3 separate regions of the Mus musculus genome follow, and regions 2 and 3 are each linked to region 1. A link is a loop called in an ENCODE intact Hi-C map of the cell type or tissue named here. Cell type or tissue: left cerebral cortex. All regions are shown on one strand. Each heading gives the region's core, and the rest is flanking DNA. Links, peaks and the distances in the headings are about the cores only.

Region 1 (10,169 bases), core at 824-8,823:
CAGATCTCTGAGTTTCAGTCCAGCCAGAGCTCCACCATGAGACCCTGTTGGAAAAAAAAAATAATAAAAATTTAACCCTAGGACTAAAAGGCAGGGAAATAATTGGCTGTAGACCACTGTGTTTGCAACTTGGACATTTATTTGGAAGGGGAAAGTGACCAGAGGGTTTTATAGCCATCCTAGAAGGAAAATGAACCAGAAACAGTGGGGGAAAGACTGTTTGACTGTTTGATAGATGGACAGGCTGTTGGATTGCTTCTCTCTCTCTCTCTCTCTCTCTCTCTCTCTCGTGTGTGTGTGTGTGTGTGTGTGTGTGTGTGTGTGTGTGTGTGTTGGTGATGGAGTTGTAGAGTAAGGGAACAGAGTGTAGCATGGCTCTAGTTTGGCATGTTTGTTATGGGCGATCTCCAGAGACAATATATGCAGACAGTATATGCAAGCACAGCTTGGGGAAGAGATGCTGGCTGGAGACATTGGGCACCATCAGCATAGAGGTGGGAGGAGAGGAATAGGTCATCTTCAGAGTGTAGTGTAAGCTGAGAACCTGTGTAGGAAGAGAGGAGAATTTGCAGGCGTCTTACTTCTTGTCTGGGAAGAGGAGTAAGCCAGTTAGAGAAAACCAGGAATGTAAAGGGGAGGGAGGAGAGAAGGCCCAGAGGAAGACGATGGAGGTTGAAGGTAATTGGGTTGGGGGTGGGGGGTGGGCAGGGTCAGGGTGGCATTGAACATTGTGGTGCAGTGGACCCATTGAAGAGATGAGCTTGAAGGCCCCATATAGCGGATAGAGGTGCAGGCATTGGAATAAGGATGTAATTGTCAAGTAATTTGGCTATGGGGTGGAGAGAAGGCTCAGCAATTTAGGAGCACTTGATTCTCTTCCAGGGTTTCTAGCATTCACACCCAGCAGCTCACAACAGCCTATAACTGGTGGTGACGTTCAGATAGCTGTGCGGCTACAGCTCATCTTTATGTTGAAATATTATGTATCAGTAGGTAGTAAGTAATGAGTAGCTGCAACAGCAGGAAAAACACTTGGAACTCAAGATCCCCACAGCCTTGGGTAAAGGGTCGGTCCACCGCACCTGCGACTCCGCAGTGCCACCTGCTGGTCAAGATGCGTCATGGCTGCGCAGAGGAAACCCTGACGTCGCGCGACGTTCGATGGAGCTGGGCTGTGGTGCACCCCTTTAACCCCAGCTTTTCAGGCTGAGACAAGAGGATTGCTGTGAACAGATAGGCTATCCTGGGCTAAATAACAAGACCTTATCTCATACCACAAATAAAAATTATCTTAGAGCTATTGCGTTGCTGCTGTTTTGAAACCGTTTAGCTTCGTTCTTCTACTCGTAGCAGATTTCAATGGTTGGAAAAAGTCATTTATTTATTTATTTATTTATTTATTTATTTATTTATTTATTTATTTATTTATTTATTTATTTGGTTTTATTTTTTGAGACAGGGTTTCTCTGTGTAGCCCTGGCTGTCTTGGAATTCACTCTGTAGACCAGGCTGGCCTCGAACTCAGACACCAACCTGCCTGCCTAGTGCCGAGTGTTAGGATTAAAGGTGTGTGCCACCACGGCCAGCTCGAGATAATTTCTAATACCATCTGACAGTCCATTCTTTGGGTGAAATGGTCCCCCATAGGTTCAAGTGTTTGAACGGTCGGTCCCCAGCTGCTAGCGGTTTTTGGGGAACCTTTAAGAAGGTGGAGCCTTGATAGCGGAAGTCCCACCCAACGGGTGAAGAAGACGGATGTGTTTCGCCCGTGGGCTTGGCTTTGCGTCTAGTCCGGCGTCGCAGACCGGTTTCGCCATGTCTCTTCCTCAAACGGTAAGCCCACGAAAACCTTTTAAAGTCGCTGTTTGTTTGTTTTGGTCAGAAATGTCGGTTATCAAATCTAGAAAAGCGTACAATCGTCAAGCCTTCGCAACTTGAAGCGCCTACTATAGTATTTTTCATTTTAATTTTCTCGGCTCAACTAAGCTTACTTAGTAGATTTATTCATTCATTTCAGGACAGGTTTTCTCTGTGTAGCCCTGACTTTCCTGGAGCTCGATCTGTTGACTAGGCTGGCCTCGAACCCAGATCTATCTGCCTAGGCCTACGGAGTGCTGGAAATAAAGACCTGCACCACCATGCCCGGCCCTCATTAGATTTTAATTTCCCCAGCTTTATTTATTTAGGTGTAAGTGACAAAAATTGCACACGTTTGAAATATATAACGTGGTGTGTTAAAACACATTGTTTAGGGCCGCGGAGGTTGCTTAATCGGTAAAGAGCTTGCTTTGTAGCACAGGACCTCCGAGGTTGATCATCGGAAATCGCTTTAAAAATGTGAGCGTGGTGGCTTGTTATGAAAACCCAGCTGGGAGGAAGACAGGCCGATCCCCGGGACTACTCGGGACTACTCGGTGAACCGCAGTAGCCTAAGTAGTGAGTCTTAGAGGAAAAAAAAATGGAGGCTGTGTTAGGAAAGATACAGTTGTCCTCTGGTCTCCACTCTTCACACCTTATAAAGGGAATGGTGGTAGGCACGGTGTCTCACTCCTTTAATGCCAGCATTCAGGAGGTGGATTTCTGTGAGGTCAGGATGAATGAGCCATGGAAGAGATTAAGCCAGTTACTCAGAGAACTCGATATTGGTTTTTTTTTTTTTTGGAGGGGGGGGGACTGGGGGGGGGGCGGTCTTGCTATGTAGTAGGGTCTGGCCTGGACTCTGTCTGCCTTTGCCTATTGAACGCTAGGATTAAAGGCATTCGCCACCATGTCTGGTTGAAATGAAGTTCTTGATGTGTTAGAAGTCTAATAAGCAGGGCTGGAGAGAGGGCTCAGCAGGTAAGAGCACCGGCTGCTCTTCCAGAGGACCCAGGTTCAGTGTCCAGCACTGGTGGCTGCATGCAGGCAAAAATATTCATACATTGGATCCTGGGTGGTCACAGGAAACATTGTTTAATGAAAGTTGCTAGCCCAGATCACATTCTTGCTGAGTTGAAATTTGGTGCTGGTAGTTCATAGCATGTCCGTACACAGCAGGGAAAATACAGATGGTATTATCCGCCCGAGAAGATTGCTCAGACATGGGTTTAAGCCACTAGAAAGTCTTTAGTAGCTGGCTGGGGGTGACACTGAGTGTCCAGGCTCCCAGTGTCCCCGAGTCTTTCTCTGAGTGAACTTTTTTTTTATTGTTTTTTTTTTATTAGGTATTTTCCTCGTTTACATTTTCAATGCTATCCCAAAGGTCCCCCATACCCCCCCCCCCCGAGTGAACTTTTAAACACCAAAAACCATGTTCTGGGTTGACATACTTGAGTTAACAAGAACAGTTATCCAGAAGCAGACAGCAATGTTAGTACATTTAGACATTTCCCCAGAACTACAGACTTTGATGGATTAAGTCTTTGTTTTCATTTTGTCCGGGGGATACTGTCTTGGTGCTGAGTTTTACATCCTGAATGGCACTTCCATCATGGAGTCACTTGTGCTAAGGTCTCAGAGGCCTACTGAGTGGTTGTTATTGACTATCTTGTTAATAACAAGACTATTAACAGAGGTGGCTAAGAATTGACGGAGAAGTGTAAGGCCTTGAGAGACAAATCACGTGCTGGGGTCCTTGGTTAGTGTGATTACAGAGAGTTTGGTATGTCCTAACTAACTGCTTCTGACAGGTACCCAATGCAAAGGGCAGACAGAAAGCCTCTTATACCTTTTATGGCTTCTGAGCTGAGAGCTAGCTAGCCCTGGCTTCTCAGTATAGTAGTGGTGGTCTGGCAGTGCCCATTAAATATGCTAAGGATACTAGTGGAGATCCTGAGTCTGCTACTGCCCCCGGCCCCCTTCCCCTCCCCCCTCCTTTCTCAGGAAACACCTTCCTAGACACATCAACTGTTTAATAGCATCTTGCTTCATAACGAGTGGCTGTCTTCTTCTGGACCTACCTCCATCAGCTCTCATTGCTTCTAGGCCAATAATGAATGTAGATGAAAGGATTTTTCAGAGTAGAACGGGGCGTTTTGGAAGGAGATTGCTACACTAAAGAGTAGCAGGGCCGGGCGTGGTGGCGCACGCCTTTAATCCCAGCACTCGGGAGGCAGAGGCAGGTGGATCTCTGAGTTCGAGGCCAGCCTGGTCTACAAAGTGAGTTCCAGGACAGCCAGGGCTATACAGAGAAACCCTGTCTCGAAAAACCAAAAAAAAAAAAAAAAAAAAAGAGTAGCAGGGTTCTGCTCTCATTCTCCTCTCCTCCCCTCCCCATCACCTCTTCCCAGTACCCTTATGTGTTCTGTGGCTGGAGAGCGACCAAGCTGCTGCTGGATCGAGTGATGGGATCCCCGATACGTGTTGCACCGTTTTGCACCACTAGGGGATGCAAGCAGGCCTTGTCTGTGGTTTAGGCTGACAGTTCTAGGCGGCTGTCTAGAAAGACCGAGAAGATGGAGATTCTACGATCAGTTCCCCAAAAGGTCACTAGAGGGCAGCATCTGACAGGAGGTTGCATATTGGCAGGAAGGCTAGGTGACCCTGGCCCAGCCAGTCACGAAGACAGGGCAGGCAGGCTTCGTCTTACTCACCTGCCAAGAGTGAAGCATGAATCTGGCCAGAATTCTAACGAGGAGCAACCATCTTTCACAATTGTAGCTTGATTACTTTGCATTCTTTCTTTGAATTCATCTTCACAAGGATTGACAAACATTTTTTCTCCTGTCTTAAATGGTTATGTCTGCCACAACAGTAAATACTCAAAACCTGTTGCTTGGTTATCCTGCCACACTTTGCTCTTCTCTATGCTAGCGGGAGACTTTGTCTATATTATCTCACCTTAAATCATGCTCAGTGATGTCACTTTGCAGGGGTTGGTTTTGATTTTTTTGTCTATTGTATAACCTTGACTATCCTGGAACTCACTCTGTAGACTAAGCCTCTTTCGAGCTCCAAAAAAACCGACCCCTCCGCCCCTCCCCCAGCCCCGTGCCAAGATCAAAGATGTGCCCCGCTGCCCAGCTCACTTTGCATTTTTTATATCACAGAGATTAGCAAATTTGAGGCCGGAGAGATCGCTCAGTCAGCAAAAGCGCTATCTGTACAAGCACGAGGCTCTGATTTCAAATCCCTTGCACCCGAGTGAAAATCAGCCTGGTGGCAGCTCGCAATCCTCTCACTAGGGAGGCAGAGGCGTGGTGATGGGGGTTGGTGGGTGGGGCTTCCAGGCCAGTCAGGTTTGTTGGGTTAGCCAGCTCCTGTGGGCTTGGGGTGCGGGCTGAATAAAAAGGGACCGGCTACTAGGAGCACTCCCCACTCTCTGCTTCTCGATTGTGGGTGCAGTGTGACCAGCAACCTTGCCTTCCCAGCCATGGTAAAGTGAGTGTATCTTTCAAAGGGTGAGCCAAAAAAAGATACTTCTTTAAGTGTTTTGTTTTTTCTTTTCTTTTTCTTTCTTTTCTTTTTTGAGGTATTTTGTTTCAGTACTGAGAAAAGTGATGGCTACTTTGTGACATGTAACTTACTCACTTAAGGTTTAGTTCCTCAATTTGGATGCTTGGTTCCCAGTTGGTGGAGTGTTGTGAAGGACTAGGGGTGTGGCCTTGTTGGAGGAGGTGTGTCCCTAGGGTGGCTTTTAAGATTTTGAAAGTCCTTGCCAGACCCAGTCTGCCTCTGTCTGTCTGTCTGTCTGTCTTTCCTCTGCCTGTGGATCATGATTTAAAGCTCTCAGCTACTTTTCTAGCGCCATGCCTGTCTGTTTGGCATGCTTCCTCTTGGGATGGTAATGGACTAACCCTCTGAAACGGAAAGCAAGCACCCAGTAAGTTTGTTTTCTTTCTTTCTTTTTCTTTCCTTCTTTCTTTCTTTCTTTCTTTCTTTCTTTTATAAGGAGAGGAGACAGAGGGAGAGGGCTAGAGGAAGGGAGACACTGGGAGAGACTAACTTAAGTTGTAGAGGAATCAGTCTGTGTTCAGTGGAAGAGGCTGGCAGGTGCAGTGGCAGTGGCAGTGGCAGTGTGGGCAGACACCAGGGCACTTATTGGTAGTGAGGGGAAGGGATAGCCCAGAACACTGTGTGTGAGAGGCAGCTGTTTCCTCTCCCTCTCCCCCCTCCTCTCTCTCTCTCTCTCTCTCTCTCTCTCTCTTTCTCTCGCTCTCTCGCTCTCGCTCTAATAGTTATATTCTCTAAAATGGTTACATTATTAAATTAACCTCATGCAAGGCCATCATCACCTGCCTCCTGCTGTACCTTAACTGCTTTGTTTGCTTAAATAAGAATTAGGGAAACAGATTATTTAATTACTGGGAAACTTGGGTTGATGAGAAGGCTCAGTGGGTAAAGGCACATGTCACCAAGCTTGATCACGTGAGTTCCAGCTCTTGGACTCACATTCTTGGGTAAGAACCCACCATACAGTTTGTTATCTGGCCTTACACGTGTACCTTGACAACCACGTGCCAAATTCCTAAGAGATGGAACAAAGTTCTAAATAATGCTAAACATCTTTTGTTGTACAAAATAAAACAATTATTGAAGTTAGCTTGACATTTTAGTACTTTAAATAATAAATATAATTTTTCAGATTAACCACCTTAGGGACGCTTCAATGGCAGTAAATATATCCATATCTTTGTGTGACCATCCGTACCATCTGTCTTCAGAACTTCTTCACCTTGTAAAACTGAAACTCTGTATCCATTAAACAGAAACTTTTCATTTCTCCCTTTGGTCGGCACCCGACAGTAGTCCCAGGTTGCAGATGTTTGCCACACACACAGTACCCGACCACTTCCTTTTGTTAGAATAACCTTAACTCCCCACGTGTTTCTTCTAAATTTAGCGTTCACCTCCTTCTCTCTTTGTGCACCATGTGGGTACAAAGCCTGTGGAGAAAAAAAAGCTTGAAGCCCTAGTAAGAGATACACTCTTGGGCTGGCGAGATGGCTCAGCGGGTAAGAGCACTGACTGCTCCTCCAAAGGTTCTGAGTTCAAATCCCAGCAACCACATGGTGGCTCACAGTGTACTTACATATAAGTAAATCTTAAAAAAAAAAAAAAGAGATACACTCTTTTGTTTGTTTTATGTATTTAGGTAAATCTTTGTTTAACATATATTTTTGTTTTATGAGTGTGTATATTTTTGTCTGTGCACCATGTATGTGCCTAGAGCCAGAGTTACAAAAGCTTGTAATCTGCCATGTGGGTACTGAGAACTGAACCCAGGTCCTCTGTAAGAATGCTCAACAATCATAGCTGCTGAGCCATCTCTCCAGCCCCTTATTTGGTTTTTTGAAACAGGGTCTCTCTTGATGTAGCCCTGATTATACTAGAACTTGCTATGTAAACCAGGTCAGCCTTGAACTCACAGAGATCCGCCTGCTTCTGTCTCCTGAGTGCTGGGATTAAAGGCGTGTATCACTGTTCCTGGCTGAATGTAGGTTTTAAGTTTCACCAAACCTTGTTGCCACCAACCTTGAGAAATATGAATTGGACCCCACAGCACACTAGCAAAGATAGGAGAGATGGCTCAGTGGTCAAGAACACCAGGCTGCTCCTGCAGAGGATCACACGGTGGCTCACAGCTGTCTGTCACATTTCCAGGGCATCCGAGACCCCCTTCCAACTTTCTAAGTTCGAGGCCAGCCTGGTCTACAAAGTGAGTTCCAGGATAGCCAGGGCTACACAGAGAAACCCTGTCTCGAAAAAACAAAACAAACAAACAAACAAAAGTTAAAAAAAAAAAAAGATAAGAATTCAAAGATGTTTATTGGGGCTTAAGAGAAGGCTCCTTGGGTACAGGGCATATTGCCAAGCTCAATGACTTAAGTTTGATCCCCAGACCGCATGTGAGAACTGACTCCCACAAGCTGTCCTGTGACCCTCACATGTACACACATACACTCACTCACCCACTCACTCACTCACTAAATACATGCATGTATACTAACGATTTTTATTAGTTTCTTCTTTATCCTCTGGCCTTTATGCATACCATATACTGTTGTAACTCCCGAATTACTGATACTAGAGAGACTATACAATGTTGTACAGTTTGCCTCTGTGTTCCCTGCCAGAGGCTCCCATCCTCCGTCCCCCTCCCCTAGCATTAGAATGGCATTCAACTCTCCTGCTGTTAAGCAGCAAAACTGCCTGTCCTTGAGACCTTAGAGAAATAACAAGCTCAAGGGAGACCATGGAAAAAGTAAAAGGTAAACAGAGGTCGGGTCACAGACAGCTATGACTGGCCATAAAAGTAGTCCTTGAACAAACAGCCATTAACCCCCCCTCCCTCCTGCTTCATGGCGAACCGAGTTCAAACTTGGAAATAAAAGACTCTTTTGCGAGTTGCAGTGGACTTTGCAGTTTTTAGACTCATCTGGATTTCCTGGGGACCCAGGGCATAACAATACCACGCAAGAGCTTGAGTCTTTTGTGTGTGTGTGTGGTTTTTCAAGACAGGGTTTCTCTGTGTAGCCCTGGCTGTCTTGGAACTCACTCTGTAGACCAGGCTGGCCTCGAACTCCTCCGCCTGCCTGTGCCTCCCGAGTGCTGGGGTTAAAGATGTGCGCCACCGTGCCCAGCAAGAGCTTGAATCTTGTCATCTCTCTGCCAAGTTCACTTAGTCATTTCTACCACATCTGGGACTGCTTGCTAGGGTGGGGAATTCCACACTGGGGCTTGGTCAGAGCACTTGGCTTTCCCAGCCTCTTTAAAGGTCTTGACATAGTCTCGTCTCGTCTCGTCTCGTCTCTTCTCTTCTCTTCTCTTCTCTTCTCTTCTCTTCTCTTCTCTTTGTTTTTGTTGTTTTTTGTTTGTTTTGTTTTATTTATTTGTTTCTTTCTTAAAACATTTTTATTGATTCTCTGGGATTTTTACACCATGCACCCCTATCAGACTCACTTCCCAGTCCTTCCATGCTTCCCACCCATGTGACTCTCCAAAGGAAAGCAAAAATAAAGATAAAAAAGGTTCAATTTGTGTTATGTCTATGCTCATTGGAGCATAAGTTCTAAGTCTGCTCCTTAGAACTGAGTCCTTCCTGTCCCACGCCCCGCCAGAAGCCATCAACTGTGGTGAGCTGTACTTCAGCATCCCTCCCACACTTTTGAAGAGTTCTCTTTGGTCAGGTGGTGGTGGCGCACACCTTTAATCCCAGCACTTGGGAGGAAGAATTCTCTTTGGTGGCTTTCCGTCTGGGCTGTTTTATGGGGGGGCGGGGCGGGGGGGGAGGGAATGGGCTTGGAATAGGCATGGGTCTTCACAGAAGTCTTCGCGCCCCCTCCCCCTCAACTGTGCTTAGCATAGTTTCCTGATGTGTCAGTTTCTAACAAGCTGGCTGTGTGGGCCACTGTGATAAGCCTGATCCTCACCACAAAATTCTAGTTAGTCATCCCCCACCCACCTACCCCGCCCATGACTAAGAGATTCCAAGGTAGCAGCAAGATCTCCTGATGCTGTTCTCTGGGCTTGCAATGGCTTCTTCCTGTATCTCCTTGCCCACCCAGATAAGCCCATCCCTTGCGTCCTGTGGTGGTTTGAATGAGAATGGTCTCTATAGGCTCATGTATTTGAAGACTCTGTCTGAACTTGGTGGAACTGTTTGGGAAAGATTGGGAGGCGTGGCCTTGCTGGAGGCGGTGTATCACTGGGGTGGGGGGCAGACTTGGAGGTTTCAAAAGCTCACCCACTCCATTCCCAGGTAGCTCTCTTGGGTAACTATGGGGTCCAATTCATATTCACAAGGTTGGTGGCAACAAGGTTTGGTGAAACTTAAAACCTGCATTCAGCCAGGCATGGTGATTGATACTGTTCAGGCAGGAAGCCTGCCTGCCTGCATGATGGCTGTGGACTCTTAGCTCTCTGGAACCATGGGCCCCAAATTAAAAGCTTCCTTTGATAAGCTACCTTGGTCTTGGTGCTTTACCACAGAAACAGTCTGGTAACTACGCAGACCCCTGAGTGGTGTCTGCAAACAGAATAACACTAATTGCATATGCCTCTCCTAAGGAAATATATGTGCTGTGTTGGAGAGGTCTTTAAAGGACCCCTCATGGGGCTGGTCACTGTGGTGTACTTGAGAGGCTGAGGCAAGAGGATCAAGAGCTTAAGGCTGCTCTGGGCTGTACAATGAGTTTAAAGCTAGCCTAAGCTGCATGAGAGAGTATTTCAGAAGACCAAGAAAGAAACAA
Region 2 (10,169 bases), core at 1-8,000, 120 kb after region 1:
CCACTTCTGGAAGGTTCCATCCCCTGCAGGCCTGGTCTCCACAAACTCCATGTCCTGGGTCAGCTCCTCCCCATTCAACTGCCAGGTCAGGGTGATGTCAGCAGGATAGAAGCCCAGGGCCCAGCACCTCAGGGTGACATCACCTTCAGGTCTGGGGTGACGGGTCACATGTGCCTTTGGAGGGTCTGAGGGAGAGAGTTGAAAGGATGAGGCATCTTGCTTTCTTCTGGGGACTCAGCAGTGTTCATGTGACCATCCTGGGGTGGACAGGAGGACTGCGGTGGGATTATGGTGTCCATCATCTAGACACCAGCTAGAGCACCTGCACCTGGGAGGATCTGTTCTTAGGGATGCCTTAGGATGTGAGCAGGACAACATGGACAGGAGGTTCCAGGTCTCTGCAGATCGTGGGAAGGGCTTCTGGTCCTGAGCTGGGTGAGAGCCAAGAGATTGAGAAAAGCTGGAGTCTGACTCTAGATAGGGCAAGGAGGGAGGCCTGAGAAAGAGCCCCCTCACCCCCATGGGTCCAGGGCCATGATCGAGCCTGATGTGCTTGTGTTAAGGATTAGAATCCCTACAGGGGAAAAGCAGCCTTGGGAGTCTCTCTCCCTCCTCCTCCGCGCTGTGCCTGCTGAACAGCGTTCAGCCCCTGAGTTATATACCTCAAGGATTTTCCCCAAACCCTAGAGGAAAAGTGAGGAGAGCTCTCCAGGGCACCTGAGCGCAGCAGTGTCTCACTTCCCAGCTGTAGGTATGTATGGAGCCACTCCACGCAAGGACCTTGCAGGTATGCCCTCTGTTGGTGGGCCTCATCGACCGCCTCTGACTTGCACTTAGAGATATGCGAGGCTAAGTTGGTCGCGGTCCAGGAGCGCAGGTCTTCGTTCAGGGAGATGTAATCCTGGCCATCATAGGCCTCCTGACAATACCCGCGGAGCAGGCGCCCATCGGGCCCCACGTCGCAGCCGTACATCCACTGCAGCGTGTGAGATTCTGGAAGGGATACGCTGATGAGCGCCACCTGTGGCCACTTTGCCCAATGTTAGTAGATATCCCAAACCTAAGCAGAACTCTGCGGGGGCTTTTTTGTCTGAGGTTCTGGGTAGGCGTTTGGATGAAATTTTGTCTCAGCGGGTCAAGATGACCCAGGCCCGTCTCAGGGGACATGGAGTGATCATAGCTGTGATCCCAGCCGCAGTCACTCACCGTCCTTACTCTGATTGTAGTAGCCGAGCAGGGTCCTCAGGTTTACTCTGAAGTTCCTCCCCATGTCCCTGGCTTTCCGAGTCTCCCGCTCCCAATACTCCGGCCCCTCCTGCTCAATCCACCGCGCCCGAGGCTCCATCCTCGGATTCTCCGAGTCGCTGTCGAAGCGCACGAACTGCGTGTCGTCCACGTAGCCGACAATGATGAACCGGGGCTCTCCGAGGCCGGGCCGGGATACGACGGTGTGGAAATACCGCAGCGAGTGTGAGCCTGGGGACGGCGCGCGGTGAGACCCCGACCTCCCCCAGGCTCAAGGTCCCAGGTAAAGGCGGGGGAGGGACTAGGACAGGTCGGTGGAACTTGGGGTGCTGCACCTCCCGCTTTTCCTCGCAGAGTCTTTTTCGCTCCCTACCCCTCCCCTCACCCCTCCCCTCACTTACTACTCTGGGTCGGGACTGTGGCGCTGACCAGCAGCTGGAGCAAGTGGGCAAAAAGCAACATCCTCACTCCCTGGGTCTGTGAGGAACCTGAATGAGGACCGTATTCTGTTGACTTCATACTTTGAAACCTCTGCGTCGCTGATTGGCTTTTAGAAAACTAGGCGTCCAACAGAAATGAGAATTGAGACTGCATCATTTGTGTCTTTATGAAACAGGAAGCAAGCAGTAGGATCCCTTTTCAGACCTACAGCTTTAACCGGGACTATCTTCTCTGGCACTTGTGTTCTTGGGCAAACTGTTTCTCCAAGTCTTGTTGCAGAATCTGTGCAAGCTTCGACTTAATTAATTAATTCACTTTACGTCCTGACCACAGTTTCCCCTTCCTCCTTTTCCCAGTCCTCCCCCTCCCCTCTTCCCTTCTCCCTTTCTCTTGCAAAAAGGGGAGGTTTTCCAGTGGGTATCAGCCAGCCCTGGCATATCGAGTTGTAGTTATTTTTTTTAAAGAATTATTTATTTATTGTATGTACATTTGTATACTGCAGCTGTCTTCAGACACACCAGAAGAGGGCATCAGATCTCATTACAGATGGTTGTGAGCCACCATGTGGTTGCTGGGAATTGAACTCAGGACCTCTGGGAGAGCAGTCAGTGCTCTTAGCCGCTGAGCCGTCTCTCCAGCCCCAAGTTGTAGTTATTTTATAAATCATGTTTATATGTGTGTTTGTGTGTGGATAGATGAATGCAGTGCCCGAGGAGGACCAAACAGAGCGTCAGATCCCTGGAGCTGGAGTTTCAGGTGGTTGTGAGGTGCGGTGTGAGGGCTGGGATCTGACCTCAGGTTCCTTGCATGATCTTAGGTATAAGCTCTTAACAGCTGAGCCATCTCTCCAGTCGCAGAAGGACTCTGTTTAGTACTCTGCTCTGTGTAAACACGAAACACTATAACTATACAAGTGGCAGTTATTAGATGGTTGATTTTAATGTAACTCCACCATGGGATGTTTCTATTTCGCTATGCTAAAACCACTGGATCATCAGAAAGATAAATACGGTACATATTCACTTATATGTGGATATTAGCCATGAAATAAAGCAGCCAAGCTACAGTCTTTAGACCCAGAGAGGTTAGGCACAGAGGAAGGGACACAAGGATCTCCCTGGGAGGGAAAGGAGGGTAGGTTTTATGGCCGGGCTGGTGCCGGGGGTGGGGGTTACACAGGAGCGGGATGAACAGGTGGGGGGAGAGGGGAGAAGAGGTTGAGGGACAGAATGTGGGGAGAGACAGCTAGAGCTGAGGGGCATATGAGGGGCACAAGGGAAACCCAAAGTAGTGGAAACTTCCTAAAATATGAAGCCTTTAAATAATGAGGGAGTCGGAGCCCCAACTGGCCATCTCTCGCCACCAAAGGAAGCTTCCGGTGCTAGAGGGTAACTGGGTTACATCCACTTGAGTTAGGGACGCAGAATGTAACTAACTGGGTTACATCCAATTGAGTTATTGACCAAAGGGTTCCCATGGAAATTCCCAGACAATCCAGGCTCTCCATAAACTGACAACAGGACCCCATTTCTGAAGACAAGCCCTCTTCTGGCCTTCAGGCATGCAAATAGGCAGAACACTGTGTACATAATAAATAAATAAATAAATAAATTTTAAAAGCTTTGACCTGATAGGTTCTTGTTCAGTTTTGAGATGGTTGAAATAAACCAGGTCCATAGCCAAGAAAGTTGCCATGTCATTTACATGTCCCCTGTTTCTAGCTGAGGATAACTCAAGGGCCTCACAAATGACAGGCAAGCACTGTACACCTGAGGCTCAGTGCTATGTGTGGACTTGGCACCCATGACTTTTTAGGTGTCACTGAAAAACTGGAGAAGGTGGGCTTCTGATGAGAGAGTTAGGGCTGAGAAAGGCAGCATTTGACACATACCTCACTGGCCCAAACTGGATTGTTTACAGGACCTGGGCAAAGCTGATCAAACAAGGGCCACAGGAAATGTATGCGGCTCTGGTCACACTGCAGGATGCAGTAGTGGGCATGAGCCACAGTGGACTCGGGAGGCACCTGAGATCTGGCTGGTTTGCATCTCCATGGTAACCAGCTACAGGGGCTCTTCCAGCTCTCTGAAGCAGGTGCCTTGGAGAGCACTCAGGATCCAGTTAGGGGAACTAGGAAACACATGGCTGGATCCTTGCAGAGCAGCAGTGCCAGGAGAGAAAACCAAAATCAAAACCACTGATGGTGGCAAGTTTATGAAGGGTCTAAGGTTTAGAGGCAACTCTTACACATGGTGGAGCACAGAAAGTGGAAGGTACTTCCCTGGGGATGTCTACGTCACAGCCTGAGGACCCGGTAGAGTGTGACAGGGACAATGGGGGAAGATAGGAGCAATTTTATCTTCTATACTATGAAGATTCAGTTGTTCTCCATACTGGAGAATCTGCGTGTGTATGGTGCAAATAGGGTAGCAGATAAACACTGCTAATCATTTGTTTAGTTTGCATCAAGCACCCAAACAGGCCAAAGGTTCCTGCTGCAGGACACTGCTGACTAATTAGGCGGGACTAAACTCTGGAATGACCTCTGTTCCCTCCTCACTGTCTTTGCAGCTGGTGGTGGTTCATCTCCTGGCTGGTGGAGATGAACTGGAAGGCAGGCTTTAGGGCATGCAGCTGTTGTTGCTTTCGCGAATGTGATCCTGAGAACTACACTCTGCAGAAATCAGAAAGACAATATACAGAAAGTGGTTGAGGCCCAGAGCTCACGCTGCAGCCTTCAAGGACTTCCCAGAACGGGGTGACTTTGTTTTTGTAAGCTTGTGCAGCTTATGGGCACCTCTAAAGCCTTTTCAGCCAGGAGCACACTGCCACCTGGTGGCCACCCTGAGAAACATTTGTTTCTGCCTGCCTCTGGGCTGTGTTGGGATGAGTTCTCTGTTCAAAGTTCATGGTTGTGTCCTGAACTGTTATTCTTTTATTTTATTGCTTTATTTAGTTCTTTCTTTGTTTCTTTCTTTCTTTCTATCCTTTAGACAAGGCTGACCTGGAATTCTCAGAGATCCACCTGCCTCTGTCTGTCAGGTGCTGGCATTAAAGGTGTGTGCCACCAACATCCATCAAGAAACATTAATTTTATAGACATAACACATTTTGAGTTTTAAAGAGACATGATTGTAGGGCGAGTGACCCCATTATCTTGTAACAAATGGCATTGCCTAACGCCTGCCACAGTGTTAGTCAGATGGCAGATACTTCAGCTGGTCCACAAGAACCTAAGATTTCCAGTTGTCAGTTCTTAGGTGGGTTGTTGGTTCTCAGATGGACTCCACAGTGTGCTGGTAGGACCAATATAGAATCAGCCGTCTTTGCAGGTAACAATGTATTCTCAGAGCTAGCCATCCCCATGACTTTGTGGAAACTTCTTTCCTGGCCCTTTTTCAATATGTCAAAGTAGGATTTTTATTTCGTAGAGAACAAAACAGAGATGTGGTATTGAGCTGTTGTAATAATGGGTCTTACAAGCACATGCAAGAATCGCAGCTTATAAATAACTCAAGATAGGATCCTTAGGACTGGCGAGATGGCTCAGTGGATAAGAGCACTGACTAGTCGTCCAGAGGTCTTGAATTCAAATCCCAGCAACTACATGGTGGCTCACAACCATCTGTAATGAGATCCGACGTCCTCTTCTGGTGCGTCTGAAGACAGCTACAGTGTACTTATGTATAATAGTAAATAAATCTTTGGGCCTGAGCGAGCAGGGTTGACTGGAGCGACCGGGATCCGACCTGAGTAAGCAGGGCTGACCGGAACGAGCAGAGGTCCTAAAATTCAACTCCTAACAACCACACGAAGGCTCACAACCATCTGTACAGCTACAGCGTACTCACATACATAAAAATAAATAAATAAATCTTTTTTTTTAAAGATGGGTTCCTTAACTCCAAGAGTTAAGCCAGCAAGGGGATTTAGAAAGGATATTTGTAAAACAATCCATTAATTTACCATGCAACCTTGTTGTACATGGTAATTTATACAGACTTTTCCACTCAGGCATTTAAGTGTAATCTTGTCAAGACTTGATTTTCTATTACCTTAAAAAATATTAGAATTTGGGGCTGGAGAGGTGGCTCCGTGGTTAAGAGAGAGCACTGACTGCTTTTGCGGAGAACCTGTGTTTGAATCCCACATACAGCAGGCAGCTCACAACCGTGGTCGCTGATGAGGTAAATATTGAAAATTTGGTTTTGGAAAAAGAAAAGACACAGAGCAATGAACAATATTTCACATCTGGATTTATTTGATTTCTTAAAAGTATGTTTACTTTTTAATTAATTAATTAATTAATTAATTAAATCTTTTGAGACAGTTACTTTGTGTCACCCTGGCAGTCCTGGAACTCTGTAGACCAGGCTGGCCTCAAACTCAGAAATCCTCCTGCCTCTGCCTCCCAAGTGCTGGGATTAAAGGTGTGGCCAGCAGCAGCCATTTTTTTCTTAACATTTATCTTTCTCTTTTCTTGGCCCCTCTCTAAATCTTCCTGTCGAAAGTCTACATTAACATGCTTTTATTTTTTTTCTTTTTCACTGCCCTTCCCAGGTGTTCGGCTATGACAAGATGAAGCTGGATGTCTCCTTCCCAGACGCTGGTGAATAGTCCAAGGGATAATTGGTCCGAACCATCGTTGGGAACAGCAAACAAGGCTTTCCCTTGGAAGGTCCCAGCAAGGTGTCTGGACCCACGGCCAAGTGCACCTGCTGTTCTGACCAAAGAAAGCTGGAGAGAGGCAGGATGAGCCTGTCTGCAGGCACGTTACGGATGCCAGTCTGAGTCCTCAACTCGGTTATCATGAGCCAAGGAGAAAAGGAGATTCCTGGACTGACAGATACTCCTGGGCCCAAAAGAACTGCAGAATCGGAAAGCTTTTCAGTCTTTCCAAAGAAGCTGATGGTGCCAGTCAACACGTTGTGAGAAAGCAGGCAAAGAAGGGAAGAAGCCCAGAACCACAGCCCCCAAGATCCAAGACCCAGCATCTCCTTACTCCACCTGTCCTGCAACAAAACACCAATGTATTGTTCAGTAGAGACTAGGTGCTATGGAGATGGAGAGAGGCTGTAGAGCTAAGCGTTGCTATGGAGACTGAGGAGGGGCTGCAGAGCTAAGCCTTGGGCCAAGAGAATGAAGGAAGCCACAGAAAAAAACGCCAGGATCAGACTGCCAAGAGGTGTAGGCTGCTTCTACCTCCAAGTCAAAGTCCAGTAAAAATGAATAACAACAAATGAGCCAACCTTCAAAAAATACTTTGTTGGGTCAGCCAGGTGCTCAGTGGGTAAAGGCACTGTGTCCAAGTCTGCCAAGACCTGAGATCCATCCCTGGGACCTACCTGGTGGAGGAAGAGAACTGACTCCAGCAAGTTGTCCTCTGTCTCCCACACGTGCGCTATAGCTCTCACATGCACATACCCAATAAATAAATACTTTTAAGACACCTTAAAATTAAAAAGATATTTTTTTTATTAAACCCTATCTCTATTAGTCCACAGTTCTTTTCTGCATCAAAGCCATTGATCCCAATTTGACCTGATTAAATGTCCCTGAAGCATTGGGGGTAGGACCCAGAGTGCTGTGGGTGAGAGGAGGGAGCTTTGTGTCCCTGGGACCCTTGACAAGGTGACAAAATGCCTGACTAGAAGCCGAGTAGGCAAGAGACAGGTGTTCAGATCCTCGAGCCAGAAAGGTGAGATGTGTTTCTGTCCAGGGTGGCAAGAACTGGCCTGCTGTCCTCACAGCCCAGCCACTCAAAGGGGCATCTCCCAGATGATCCTAAATCCAGTCAAGGTGACAGTAAAGACTCGCCAACTGATGGGATACAAAAGGAAAGATTGCATTCTTCAGTAACTGTTGCAGGTGATCCCACAGAGGCGGTGGGTGAGGGGGAACAGCTGGGAGTGTTCTCTGGAGGGTGAGGAGGCTAAGTGAAGCCTTCTGGGAGACAACACCGACAGAGTGGGGGGTGGGGTGGGGAAGACAGGCTGATACCTCTTTCGGGGTGACATGGTAAACAAACCTGAAGTTCCTGGGGAGTGGCCTAGACAAGTCTTACAGTACTTAATCTTCCAAAAGCAAACCCCCATCTCCTACAGGAGTAAGAACAGGTTCATGGCAGTTACTGTAACCCGTGATGTTCCAAATAGCTCGCTTCTCACTCAGATCTCTCTACCTGCCCATCACGAGTCCTCTGTGCCACCCCATGTTTTACCTCATCATCCACAACAGTCTTGCTAGAGTCTTGGGGACTGTCTCTGCCTAGGAAAGATCAAAACAGGATCCAGTCAGACTTCAGAAGACTAGAGGCTAAAGGAGGAACTGCGGTGGGCTCCCATGGGCTCCAAGGGTCTCAGAGATCACTCCTCACCACACTCACCTGCTTCTTGGGTGTCACGCCTTCCTCTCCCACCTGAGGAAAGAAAAACCACATATGGGTGGCATGGGAGTAGGGAGTCATAAGGGCCTAGACCAGTGGTTCTCTTCCTTCCTAATGCTGTGGCCTCTAATAGAGTATTCTCATGTTGTCATGACCCCCACCTATAACATTATTTTGTTACTACTTCATAACTATAATTTTGCTTCTGTTACAAATTGTAATGTAAGTATCTCATATGTAGGATGCCAGAGGACAACCCCCAAAGGACTCTCGGCCCACAGTTTGAGAACCACTGGTCTAGCAAAACCCCTTAGTTCTGGGCCCAAGGGAAATTAAGTTTTCTTTCTTTCTTTCTTTCTTTCTTTCTTTCTTTCTTTCTTTCTTTCTTTCTTTCTTTCTTCCTTCCTCTCTCTCTCTCTCTCTCTCTCTCTCTCTCTCTTTCTTTTTTTGTTTAAATATTATTTACTTATTTATATGAGTACACTGTAGCTGTCTTCAGCTATACCAGAAGAGGGCATCAGCTCCCATTACAGATGGTTGTGAGCCACCATGTGGTTCCTGGGAATTGAACTCAGGACCTCTGGAAGAGCAGTCAGTGCTCTTAACTGTTGAGCCATCTCTCCAGCCCCCCCCCCCCCAGGGAAATTTCTAGGACTGAGGTGATGTAGGACCTCCTTGGAGTTTTGTCCCCAGTAAGACCTTTGCCTGTGACAGCTGGTCATGAGGTCACGGGCACCAAAACCATTCTCAAGAAGAAACTGCTGTTTAGTCCCCTTCACTTAAGGTTAAACAAAAAGGCTCCAGGCTAAGAGGACTGTGGATGCTGCATCCTGTTACCTAAGCAGGGTATGCCTCTACCTAAGGCTTCAAACCCTCAGTGGGACAAGGAAACCCAGAACACATTTCTCCCCTACCTGCATTCTTCTTCATGGGTCTGCGAGCCACACAGAGACAAATGAGCAAAATGGAAAAAACCGTGGCAACAATCCAAATCCAAGGCTTTTGGTACCATGCAGGCTCTGGGAAGCAAAGGGAAGTGAAGGGAGGGGAGGGCAGGAGAGGGGAAGAGAAGGTGAAGATCATTCATCTCTCAGCCCTGAGAGGCTCAGGGTCTGCAGAAGGCTCCAGCTTTCCCTGACCCCAGCTCTGCACCCTCACCCTCCTTACCCCATCTCAGGGTGAGGGGCTCAGGCAGCCCCTCATGGTCCACATGGCACGTGTAACTCTGCACCTTTCCAAGAGGCACCACCACAGCTGCCCACTTCTGGAAGGTTCCATCCCCTGCAGGCCTGGTCTCCACAAACTCCACTTCTTGGGTCAGCTCCTCCCCATCCTTCTGCCAGGTCAGGGTGATGTCAGCAGGGTAGAAACCCAGGGCCCAGCACCTCAGGGTGACATCACCTTCAGGTCTGGGGTGACGGGTCACATGTGCCTTTGGGGGGTCTGGGGGAGAGAGTTGAAAAGAAAAGGCATCTTGCTTTCTTCTGGGGACTCAGCAGTGTTCATGTGACCATCCTGGGGTGGACAGGAGGACTGCGGTGGGATTAGGGTGTCCATCATCTAGACACCAGCTAGAGCACCTGCACCTGGGAGGATCTGTTCTTAGAGATGCCTTAGGATGTGAGCAGGACAACATGGACAGGAGGCTCCAGGTCTCTGCAGATCGTGGGAAGGGCTTCTGGTCCTGAGCTGGGTGAGGGCCAAGAGACTGAGAAAAGCTGGAGTCTGACTCCAGAGACACTGAAGTCTGGGGCAAAGAACAAGTTCTGAGAAATAGCTCCCAATGAGTCCAGGGCCATTGCTGAAGTCAAGAATTTGTTCATCAGTTACTAAAAGTTTGGTCTCCAGTTGGAGAAAATGAATTTCTTGCTAGTAAGAGAGGGGCTGTCTTGTGAAGAAGTCATTGTTTTGTCACAGATCTGGAACACAAGAGCCTCTTGCCTCTCTGGACTTGGGGAGGAGTGAGAAAAGTCCTTCTCATTCACCTGTCTCCCTCTCCTTCTTTGCAAATGCTAAGGATCTAAACCAGAACTCGTGCTTGCTGGGGAGTGCTCAACTGTGAGCTGTACTCCAAGTCCTCTCTTCCCACCCAGCACCT
Region 3 (10,169 bases), core at 1-8,000, 190 kb after region 1:
AGCACCACTGACGTCACACGTCACAGAGGTTGGGTGTGGGCAGAGAACAAGGCCTGAGAGAAGCCATGGCTCTAAAGGACGGCAGACTCATGGGAAATGTTTTCTGTTCTTTCAGGAACCTTCTCTTCTCCCTTTTCATCCTGAAGAGACTCTGAACTGTCCAGAGACAAAGGTGCTCCCTTGGGAGAGCCAGTCTCTGAGAGAGTCAAGAAACACAGGAGTTCTCTCCCCTTCCCATATTGAAGAGAAAGGAACACTGAAGAGGCTGGAACATTGTGTCAAATGAAGAGACACCCAGTATTGCTGGTAAGATCAGGAATAACAAAGAACTACCAGGGCTGGTGAGATGGCTCAACGGGTAAGGACACTGATTGCTCTTCGAAGGTACTGAGTTCAAATTCCCTCAACCATATGGTGGCTCACAACCACCTGTAATGAGACCTGACACCCTCTTCTGGTGTGTCTGAAGACAGCTACAGCGTACTTATGTATAATAAATAAATAAATAAATAAATCTTTAAAAAAAAAGAAAGAAAGAACTGTCCACTCTCTACTCTCTTCCTTGATATGGAGTGTGACATCTTAGCTATTGCAGTAAAGCAACCCATTATTCACTTAAGTGACTAACAAAATGTGGTATATATATAAAGTGGAATCCTGTTGAGCACTACACAATGTAATCACACAATTATCTAGGAAAATTGATGAACTTTGAATATACAATATTAAACGAAGTCACCCAATCTCAGAACAACAACAGGAAGTAAAACTGCAGTCTTTTTTGCTCATAGAGGTAATTTAGCAAAACAAACAAACAAAAGAACAAACAAAAGAAACAAAAAAACGTATACTTGTTAAGAAATGTACCTGTTGTTACTTGCAACATGACATAATGAAATCAGGAAAGGCTAATATTTGGAGATGAGCAAGGACTAAATGTAGGTAAAGTACACGATGGATAATGGCAGGGAATAATTGATAGCTACTTCTAATTCTGCCACTGATTCTCTGTTTCTGTCTCTCCATCTCTTTCTGCCTCTGCCTCTGTCTCTCTGTGTCTGTGAGTCTCTGTCTCTGTCTCTCTCTCCCTGCCCTGCACCCCTGGGGTCGATGTTGGATAGCCATGAGTATATTTAATGGAAAATATGTAAAATTCATGTTCTCTACTGGTCCAAAGTGGCGATTCTAACTGTTTACAAGCTCACTGAGCTGTGTATAGCCATTGGTTTGTGTAATTTTCATACGTTATTTTTCTGTTGTCACCTTTTAAAATTAAAAAACAAAAAAACCAACCAAACAAGCAAACAAAAATACAAAAAGAAAAAAGAAAAAGAGATGGGAGTTTTCCCACCTAGTGAGTTTCTGCTCTCTCTGGACTGAACCCAGTACAGAGGCAAAGGGAGATGGAGTTGTCTGCAGCCACGCACCTGTGCACTCCTGTGTCTTTTTTCTGTTCTCCAGGTATCTGAGCAGGGAATCCTTGCATGGGCCCTCCAAGTAGGTCCTACGGAGCTCTGTATAACCAGCCTGCTCCCACTTGCTTCTGGTGATCTCTGCTGCCGTGTCTGCTGCTGTCCACGTTTTCAGATCTTCATTGAGGGCAATGTAATCGCGGCCATCATAGCCATGCTGCTCATAAGCGCGGAAGAGGCTCCCGAAGAACTCCACCTCACAGCCATACATCACCTGGATGGTGTGAGAGCCTGGCCCCCCTCTCCTAGTCAGGCCCGCCCACCCTAGGAATTCTCCAAACTGAAAGGGAAACCGGTCCCTTTTGCACCCCATGATTAGGTGGCTTGCATAAGAGGGAGAGGAGTGGGGACAGACTCTTAGATTTGGGGGGTTCCTCACCATTTTGACTCAGGTTGTAGTAGTCCAGCATAGTCTGCAGATTCTCGCGGAAAAACTGTGCATTGCTTGTGACGATCTCTGTCTCTCTCGCCCAATACTCGGGCCCCTCTTGCTCCACCCATGGCGCACTTAGCTTATATGTCGCAGTCTCCCCTGAGCTGTTGAAGCGCACGAACTGAGTGTCATCCAGGTAGCCCACAGCTATGTACCACGGTTCGCTGATTGCAGGTCGGGACAAGGCGGTGTAGAAGTACCTCAGCGAGTGTGAGCCTGGGGGCAGCATGTGGTGAGACTGTGACCTTCTCCCAGAACCCGGCCAGGTGCGCAGGTCAGGGAAGTAGAAGGACTCAGGTCTAGGGCCTTGAGTGGAGAAGTGGTGGAGGGTCTGGTGGAGGGTGGACCTCCGCCCCTCCCCTAAAAGGCTGTTTCCCTCCTCATCCAGCACTCACCTGGGCAGGTCTGGGTCTGGCCTTGTGAGGCAGCCAGGAGGATCAGGAGGGTGCCAGGCACCATGGTCCCCATCCTCATGTTAGGGAAATCTGAAGTTGTATAAAGTCCTGGACTTTGTAACTTGCAATCTCAGAGAGTTTTATTGCATCTTCTAAGTACCTGCTCTCAACAGGAGTGCAAGGCCTTTGAAAACAATCTGACAATGGTACAGAGAGCAAAAAGTGAAACTATAGTTCTGTACAGCCCAACCTAATCCCCCGCCTTCAGGCCTCAGACCCTGACAGCCACTTCCGGGACTTGGAACTTTGTCCTGACTCCTTCTTCTGCACTGAACCCTGTGTATAGATAGCATCCTCTATCTGAGCCCTGCCCAGAATGTCAGGTGGTAATCAGAGTGGAAACCTTCAGGGTTAGAGCAGTTGTTTTTCTCCCTCCTACCTCCATACCTGGCCCCACTGTGATGGGTGTCAGGTGGTCTGGAATGCAGTGGAGAGATGTTTTCTTTAAAGCAGGAGGCTTTGCCTGTGCCTGGCAAATACAGAAGTGGATGCTCACAGTCATTTATAGGATGGAATACAGGCCCCCCAATGTAGGAGCTAGAGAAAGTACCCAAGAGCTGAAGGGGTCTGCAACCCTATAGGTGGAACAATATGAACTAATCAGTACCCCCAGAACTCATGTCTCTAGCTGCATATGTAGCAGAAGATGGCCTAGTCAGCCATCATTGGGAAGAGAGGCCCCTTGGTCTAGCAAAATTTATATGCCCCAGTACAGGGGAAAGCCAGGGCCAAGAAGTGGGAGTGAGTGGGTAGGGGAGCAGGGCGAGGGGAGGGTAGAGGGGACTTTTGGGATAGCATTTGAAATGTAAAGGAAGAAAATATCTAATTGAAAAAATATGTTTAAAAAAAAAAAAAAGCAGGAGGCTTTGACCAGCAAGCACCACACTTTTTCCCACAAGCAGAGACTAGGAGTCTGTGTTCACCTGTAGTGGTTTAGGGTTAGCTCACACTGCCAAGCCAGACTGCTCAGGAATCTGTGTTCTAAATACATAAACAAACAAACAAACAACAACAACAACAAAATACAGGTCCAAACTGCCTTGTGCTAGTTCTACAGAGGGTCCTAAAAGTCTCCCGTCAGGTTCCACCTGCACTGGGGAAATGACAGTCTTGCTCAGCAGCACCAGACTGTCAGCTTCTTCATATTTCCTTCATGCTGCATCATCCTCCCTTGTTAGCATAACTTCTCTTCAACCTCTCAGGGGCCTTGTTACTGTGTGCATCCCATGCCTGCATTGTCTTCTGAGAAATGGGAAGATGTTTTCATCATTGTCCTGATCTCTAAGTTCCCCAGAATAGCCAAATACTCCAATATTTCTTCTGAGGTCTTTTAACACTAAAGGCCATTCATCCAGAACTCTAACAGTCTTCTTCTTCTTATATAAGTGCATGGACATTCATACAAGCACAGGCACAGACACACATTCACACACACACATATTCACAAATACACACACACTCACACACATTTATACACATTTACATACACACACTCACATACACACATTCACAAACACATTCACAACTCACTCAAGAACATTCACACACACAACACACACACTCACACACACACTCACTCACAAACACACTCACACACAAACTTACATGATCACTAACCCGTACTCACATACTTTCACACACATAATCACAAACACCAACTGACGTACATTCACACACACTCACACAATCACAAACACAAACTCTCTCACACACACAAACTCACACACACATTCATACACTCACTCACATACACACTCATATACAAACTCACACACTCATACAATAACAAACACACACTCACACATATCAAAACACAAGCACACACACACACACACACACACACACACACACACACACACACGCTATCAACATAGCCAGTTGCTCTCCTTTTCTAGCCTTCCTGCTTCCTTTTGTCTTTGAGTCTGTGAACATGGCTTTTTCTTTCCCCCTCTGGGCTCTCCATCCTAGGTCAGATAATGGCTTCAGCTGCTGCTCAGTTTGATTCTCCTTTTCCTGGATGGATTTGTCTATTGCCTCCAATGCACTCAGAAAACTCTCTGACCCTCTCCAGGCATCCCTGTGCTTCCCATCAATGCATAGATGTCTGAGGCCAGCCTGTCTGGGATTCTCCCTCAGAACCCATATCCACATCTGGAGTCAACTCCCTCCTTTAGATTCTGGTTTCTGACTCACTGCACAGATTTCTATGCACACTCAAGACCTCAGACCTCAGAGTACTGCTTTGAAATGCTAAGGAGAGCATTGAGACATCTCCTGGGGAGTTGGGATGCACACCCAGGCAATGTGGGGTGGCATTCCTGACAAGTGCAGGAAGCAGCAGTGTTGACCCACATGAAGGTCAGGGCTCAGGTGACTAAGGTCTCAGGCACTGTCTGCTTCTTTCCCTGACTGTCTGCAAAGGTGGGAAATGGCTATAACCGTGCTCCCACACCAGCCCTTATTTGTACAATCAGCAGACCTGCCAAGCAGGAAGTCACTGTAGTCACACTAACAGGGCACCATTCACTCCCAGGCCTCCAGGTAGCTCAGGGCAGCAGTATGGTCCACAGCCTCCAGAGTAAGCTGTGGCTTCACCCTGGAAACTGGGGTCATCGAGAGCTGGGAGTCAGATGAGCAGAGGCACCCAGAGGACAGCCAGGATGAAGAGGAGGGCAAGTCCTCTCTGCTTTCAACTTTGATGTCAGCTTCTGAGTTCTTTTCCTCTTCTGGGACAGCTACAGGTATCAGAAACTCCTGGGCTCCTGGGTATGCAGAGCCAGCTCCTGCAGCTGGGTACCCTGGTGAGACCGAGGCATCCTGCAGACCTCAAAAGCACAAGGTGGACTGTTCATGGACATTTGCAGGCTGGAGGCTTTCTTGAATCTGTGTAGGAGCAAAATGTGTCTGCAGTGCTGGCAGGGAGGCTTGGGCATATCTCTTTTCACTTGGTGAAATTGCAGGGACCCAGGGCTTGAGAGCCAGCAAGGGTGAGCTAGTACAGGTTCTGACCAGATGAACAGACCGAGGTAACCGAGGTCTACAGCAAACTGAATCCAAGGAACTGGGAGAAGTGTCCTCTGGTTATGCAAACCAGGCAGTAGGAGACCCTCAGGTCCTCTAGACTGTACTTGTGGCTGTTTTGAAGTCCTTCTTGTAGCTGGCAGTGCTAAGTGGTCTTGGTCCTCTCTGGCCAGGAGGTGCTGGTTCAGAAGATGTAGGGCAACCTGAAGCCCATCAGCAGGTGTGGTTCTCAGGGCCTTGAGTAACTGCCTTGACAGCTCCTGCATCTGGTATGTAAGGTGGCAGTTGAGGCATCAGATGCAGGTGGTATCTGCCCAAACACCCTGGGAGACTGAGTTATAAGTCCTCAAGAGAGAGGAAGAGCAGGATGCCAGTGACTTTGATGGCTCTATCTGATTACTCTCTGCTGCCTTTATGGTGGGTTATCGCTGCACTGAGAAGGCACAGAACTCCAGAGCATTTGAGACAAAGCTTGTCTCTGTCCAATTCAACCTCAGAGCTCTGTGGGCTGCTCTGACTGCATCAAATATCTCCATTTCAGGGTGGCTGGTTGGCCTGCCAGGGCTGCACCAAGCTCACCTCCTAGTGAGTTCACAAACTCAGAGCTCACAGCGCCACCTGCTGGTGCTTCTGTTTGCTTGCGGATCTCATTCTCTCCAGAGCACATGCACCCAGTTTATCTTTCCTCCATGGCTTCATGGTGGATCACTAAAACAGAGTCTTCCTCTAGGGATCCGAATCTGGGGCCTGCAGGTCTAAGTGTCTAGTGCCGGGACATGCCATGCCAGCTGCCTCCCCATGCTTTGCTCAGTGTGTCGCAACCCTAGGAGGCAAGTGCAGCCTCTGTGAGTCACCAAGAGCCTCAGTGAATTTGAGAACTTGTAGGAAGGAAGGCACTGGACCCAAGATGGTCCCCTCTCTGCACTGAGCCTCCGACACCTGCCGGTTTCTTGTCTGTCTGTGTGTCTGTCTTGTCTAAATATTTAAGACAGGGTTTTTCTTTTCTTTTCTCTTCTTTTCTTTTCTTTTCCTTTCTTTTCTTTTCTTAATATAAAACTTTATTTTCACTGATAATGTCACTGTAACATAATTTCATAGCAGACCTGTGCAAAAGATCCCACATCACCAATGTCTCCAAGAGATTTCACACACTTCTGGGCAGGACAGAAAGCTCTGCCCCCGTGTTGACAGTCAACATTTTACCCCTTTATCTATGAGTACAGAAAGGCAAGGCATCATAACTCCAGAATGAAGCTGACTGAAGGCATCCTTAGCTGAGGTCGGATGCTTGCCAGCTCTGAATGGCCACCACAGCAACAGCACATGTTTGCCTCTGTGTGCTCAGGATGGGTCTTTGAAAAATGTCCGACTATGTAAATATGCTGCACTTATCTCTTCAACATTGCAATGTGGAGGTCTGGAGAGCTTCAAGTCTTCACGAGCCCACATGGGGTTAGGGCTGTTATGGATGAGGTGAACTCAACAGACTAATTCCAGCTTTGGCAACCATCAGCAAACTGGTTTCTGCGATTAACCCTGCAGGCATAAATTTCCCAGAGTTGTAGACTCTCATCCCCATAATGCCGGCCAAGGTCCCAGATGTAGCTAGGAAAACCCACACATTCCTGGGATCCTGAGACAGCTGGTAGGCACCCAGGCCTGCTAGGCCCCCAAAGAAGAGAGTCCAGCAGCCAGGGATGGCACACTACCTGCTTTCGCATAGCCAATAATCCCACCGGTAGCAACCAGGGCTGCAGAGCTGAAACCAAAATAAAGTAAAGGCACCAATGGGCCACTGTCCTTCTGCATTTTTCAGTCCCTATGGAGACCACACCAGGGCTGCACCTCCACTCTTCTTAGCATCTCTGAGGAGCATGGTAAATGTTGCTTTCTCTCCAAGGTCCCCCATACTCAGTTTGCAAACTTTTAGAAAACCTTGCACCAAACCCTCGGCTCCTGTTAGGCTGGAGCAAGGGACCAGAAAATGTCCAGGAACCCAAGTCGCAACTGCACTACATCCCTACAAAGTGACTCCTGCTCTCTTACTCAAAAGCCCTCCGTGGCGCAGAAGCATGCACACGCACTTAGGTTTCTAGTCCCAGAACCGCAGTTAGAGAACATTTTAGAGAGGCAGGAGCAGGCCAGGGAAGCAAGCTCAGCAGAGTGTGCCCAGGAAAGCCCCACATGCCTGTGCGTGCAGAACAATCCCCTGGTGGAAGAGTAGGCAAAGTAAGAATACAACCAACCAACACCAGAGCCAAGCCCAGAGGCCTGTGCTGGAGGACAAGGGTGTAAGCAGACCGCAAGAAGCCAAGGTCAGGAGCCAAGGGTGTCAAGACAGGGTTTCTTTGTGTCCTGGCTGTCCTGGATCTCACTTTGTAGACCAGGCTGGCCTCAAACTCAGAGAGTTCTGCTTACCTCTGCCTTCCAAGTGCTACGACTAAAGGCATGAGTCACCACTACCTGTCACCTCCTGGGTCTCTGATCACCCTCTGGTTGACCATTCTCTTCCTGCAGTGAATACATCAGGAGCTGGTGTCTTTGCATGGGCTGACTGGAGTGACAAAGAGGCTCTGGATTTGGTGTGCTCTGTTGGAAGAGAGTAAGCTCTTTGATGAGGCTCTCTGCTCTGAACACATCTTTTGTTTTGTTTTGTTTAGAGCCAGTTTTTCTAGGTGTAGCCATCACTGATTATCCTGGACTTACTTTGTTGACCAGGCTGGCCTTGAACTCACAGTTCTGCCTCTGTATCCTGAGTCCCTGGATCAAAGATGTGCACAGACATACCAGGCTTTCAAGTTCTTTTTTTAGCTGTTGCATGAAAGAGAGTTGTCCATATTTATGGGCTTTCCTGTGATATTTGCACATCTGTATTCATATTTGAAAGTGATCCTGTGATAGTTCCAACCTGTATACATATCTGTGGGCTTTCCTGTGATATCTCCACACCTGTATACATATCTGTGGGCTACCCTGTGATATCTCCAACCTGTATAATTATCTGTGGGCTAACCTGTGATATCTCCACACCTGTATACATATCTGTGGGCTTTCCTGTGATATCTCCACACCTGTATACATATCTGTGGGCTTTCCTGTGATATCTCCACACCTGTATACATATCTGTGGGCTGCCCTGTGATACTTCCACACCTGTATACATATCTGTGGGCTGCCCTGTGATATCTCCAACACTTGTGTACACGGTATAAGGTCTGAATGGGAATCCTATACATCTCCTCCCAGGTGTGATTTCTGCAGTGAAGACATTTAGAGTCTTGGCTTCCAGCTTTCTGAAAGCTACAGCCTGTTTTGGTTTCCTCGTTGCCCTACTGTCTTAGTCAGGGTCTCTATTCCTGCACAAACATCATGACCAGGAAGCAAGCTGGGGAGGAAGGGGTTTATTGGGCTTACACTTCCATACTGCTGTTCATCACCAAGGAAGTCAGGACTGGAACTCAAGCAGGTCAGGAAGCAGGAGCTGATGCAGAGGCCATGGAGGGATGCTCTTTACTGGCTTACTCATCCTGCTCTCTTAAGAACCAAGACTACCAGCCCAGAGATGGTCCCACCCACAGGGGCCTTTCCCCCTTGATCACTAATTGGGAAAATGCCTTACAGCTGGATCTCATGGAGGCATTTCCTCAACTGAAGCTCCTTTCTCTGTGATAACTCCAGCTGTGTCAGGTTGACACAAAACTAGCCAGTACACCTACCTTGCAGCTGCCCATTAATTACCCCTCCGTCCTAACTGTAGCCCCTTCTCAGCCACCCTCACCCTGACAGTCCCCTCCTGACATGTCAATGTGTACTACTCAGGTCACTTCAGAAGCCTCAGAGAAGTGGAGCTGTGGAGACCTCTGCAAATTATTGCAGTTCCGTGGTTTTTTTTTTTTTTTTTTTTTGTTTTGTTTTTTTTGCGTTTTGTTTTCTATTGTTGTTGTTGTTTGGGAGTTTTTGTTTTTGTTTTGTTTGTTGTTTTTTGCTTTTTGTTTGTTTCCTTGAAACAGAATCTTTCGATGTAGCTCTGGTTGCCCTTGAATTCACTATGCCCATACTGGGCTAGACATTAGAGAATCATTTTCCTCTGTCTCCCAATCCTGGGATTAATCCTGGGGTGTGCAGTGGCTTTTCTTACAACTTTCCTCCCACAGCAGCAGGCAGAGCCTCCTTTCCCACCCACCTTAGACAGTGTCCCTGGATCCCGAGCTCCAGGCTTTCACACACTGGGACCCCAAAGAAGAAATATACCAGCAGTCTCTGAATAGGACCAGGCTTAGTCCTGCACATGAAAAAGCCCACAAACAACTGGGCCCCAGCTTGGCCTGGAGCTGTTCACTTTCAGACACTGAGGGCTTCTTTTTCCTTGGGACTGAGCCAGAGGCTGAGGGCAGAGTGAGAAGCTGCCCTTGAGACCTGTGCCCCTCAGTTCCTCCTTCCTATGCTCCAAGTGTCTGAGGAGTGATTCCATGCACTGGCTCTTCAGGTAGGTCCTGTATCTTTCTGCCTCACCAGCCTCCACCAACTTTCTCTGGATGATGAGTACTGCCATCCAGGATGAGTGTTGTGTCCATCGCTGTCCTTGTTTTCAGATCGTTGTTCAGTGTGATGTAATTGTGGCAATCCTAGGCAAACTGCTCATACCTGCAAAGGAGGTGCCTGTTCCAATCCACATCACAGCCAGACTTAGCTTGGATGTTGTGAGAGCTTGGCTAGGTCCTCAAAGTTCAACCTCAATCAGCAGCCCCACCCTCCCGTGTCCTTCCTTAAAATAAATGGGAGACCCCT

The links. Hi-C counts contacts between places; a loop is a spot of excess contacts. Peaks named below come from ENCODE experiments on the same cell type or tissue, not always from the same donor. Only the 100,000 strongest peaks of a DNase experiment are listed, where the experiment ranks them.
Region 2: a loop joins it to region 1, with 8 times the contacts of the local background. A loop is called at or near these places in 21 of 42 quality-filtered maps.
Region 3: a loop joins it to region 1, with 8 times the contacts of the local background. A loop is called at or near these places in 10 of 42 quality-filtered maps.

The regions. Positions count from the first base shown.
Region 1 is chr17:35,992,728-36,002,896 of GRCm38, forward strand. A930015D03Rik (RIKEN cDNA A930015D03 gene) reads left to right here and starts at 1,777. Exons shown (of 2, transcript NR_015618.2): 1 at 1,777-1,833. In left cerebral cortex, for the core only: CTCF peaks have their summits at 1,110 (motif pointing left) and 4,422 (motif pointing right); DNase peaks (open chromatin) are centred at 1,114, 1,743, 2,310, 4,426 and 4 more places; H3K4me3 peaks cover 2,961 bases; H3K27ac peaks cover 2,912 bases.
Region 2 is chr17:36,109,951-36,120,119 of GRCm38, forward strand. H2-T-ps (histocompatibility 2, T region locus, pseudogene) reads right to left here and starts at 1,726. Exons shown (of 7, transcript NM_001271005.1): 1 at 1,647-1,726; 2 at 1,207-1,476; 3 at 718-993; 4 at 1-185. The coding sequence starts at 1,707. It also overlaps the pseudogene BC023719 and the pseudogene H2-T10. In left cerebral cortex, for the core only: CTCF peaks have their summits at 1,052 and 4,506 (motif pointing left); DNase peaks (open chromatin) are centred at 975, 1,801 and 4,465; H3K4me3 peaks cover 871 bases.
Region 3 is chr17:36,187,750-36,197,918 of GRCm38, forward strand. H2-T3 (histocompatibility 2, T region locus 3) reads right to left here and starts at 2,402. Exons shown (of 6, transcript NM_008208.4): 1 at 2,301-2,402; 2 at 1,852-2,121; 3 at 1,428-1,703. The coding sequence starts at 2,379. It also overlaps the pseudogene Gm4246. In left cerebral cortex, for the core only: a CTCF peak has its summit at 6,016 (motif pointing left); a DNase peak (open chromatin) is centred at 6,005.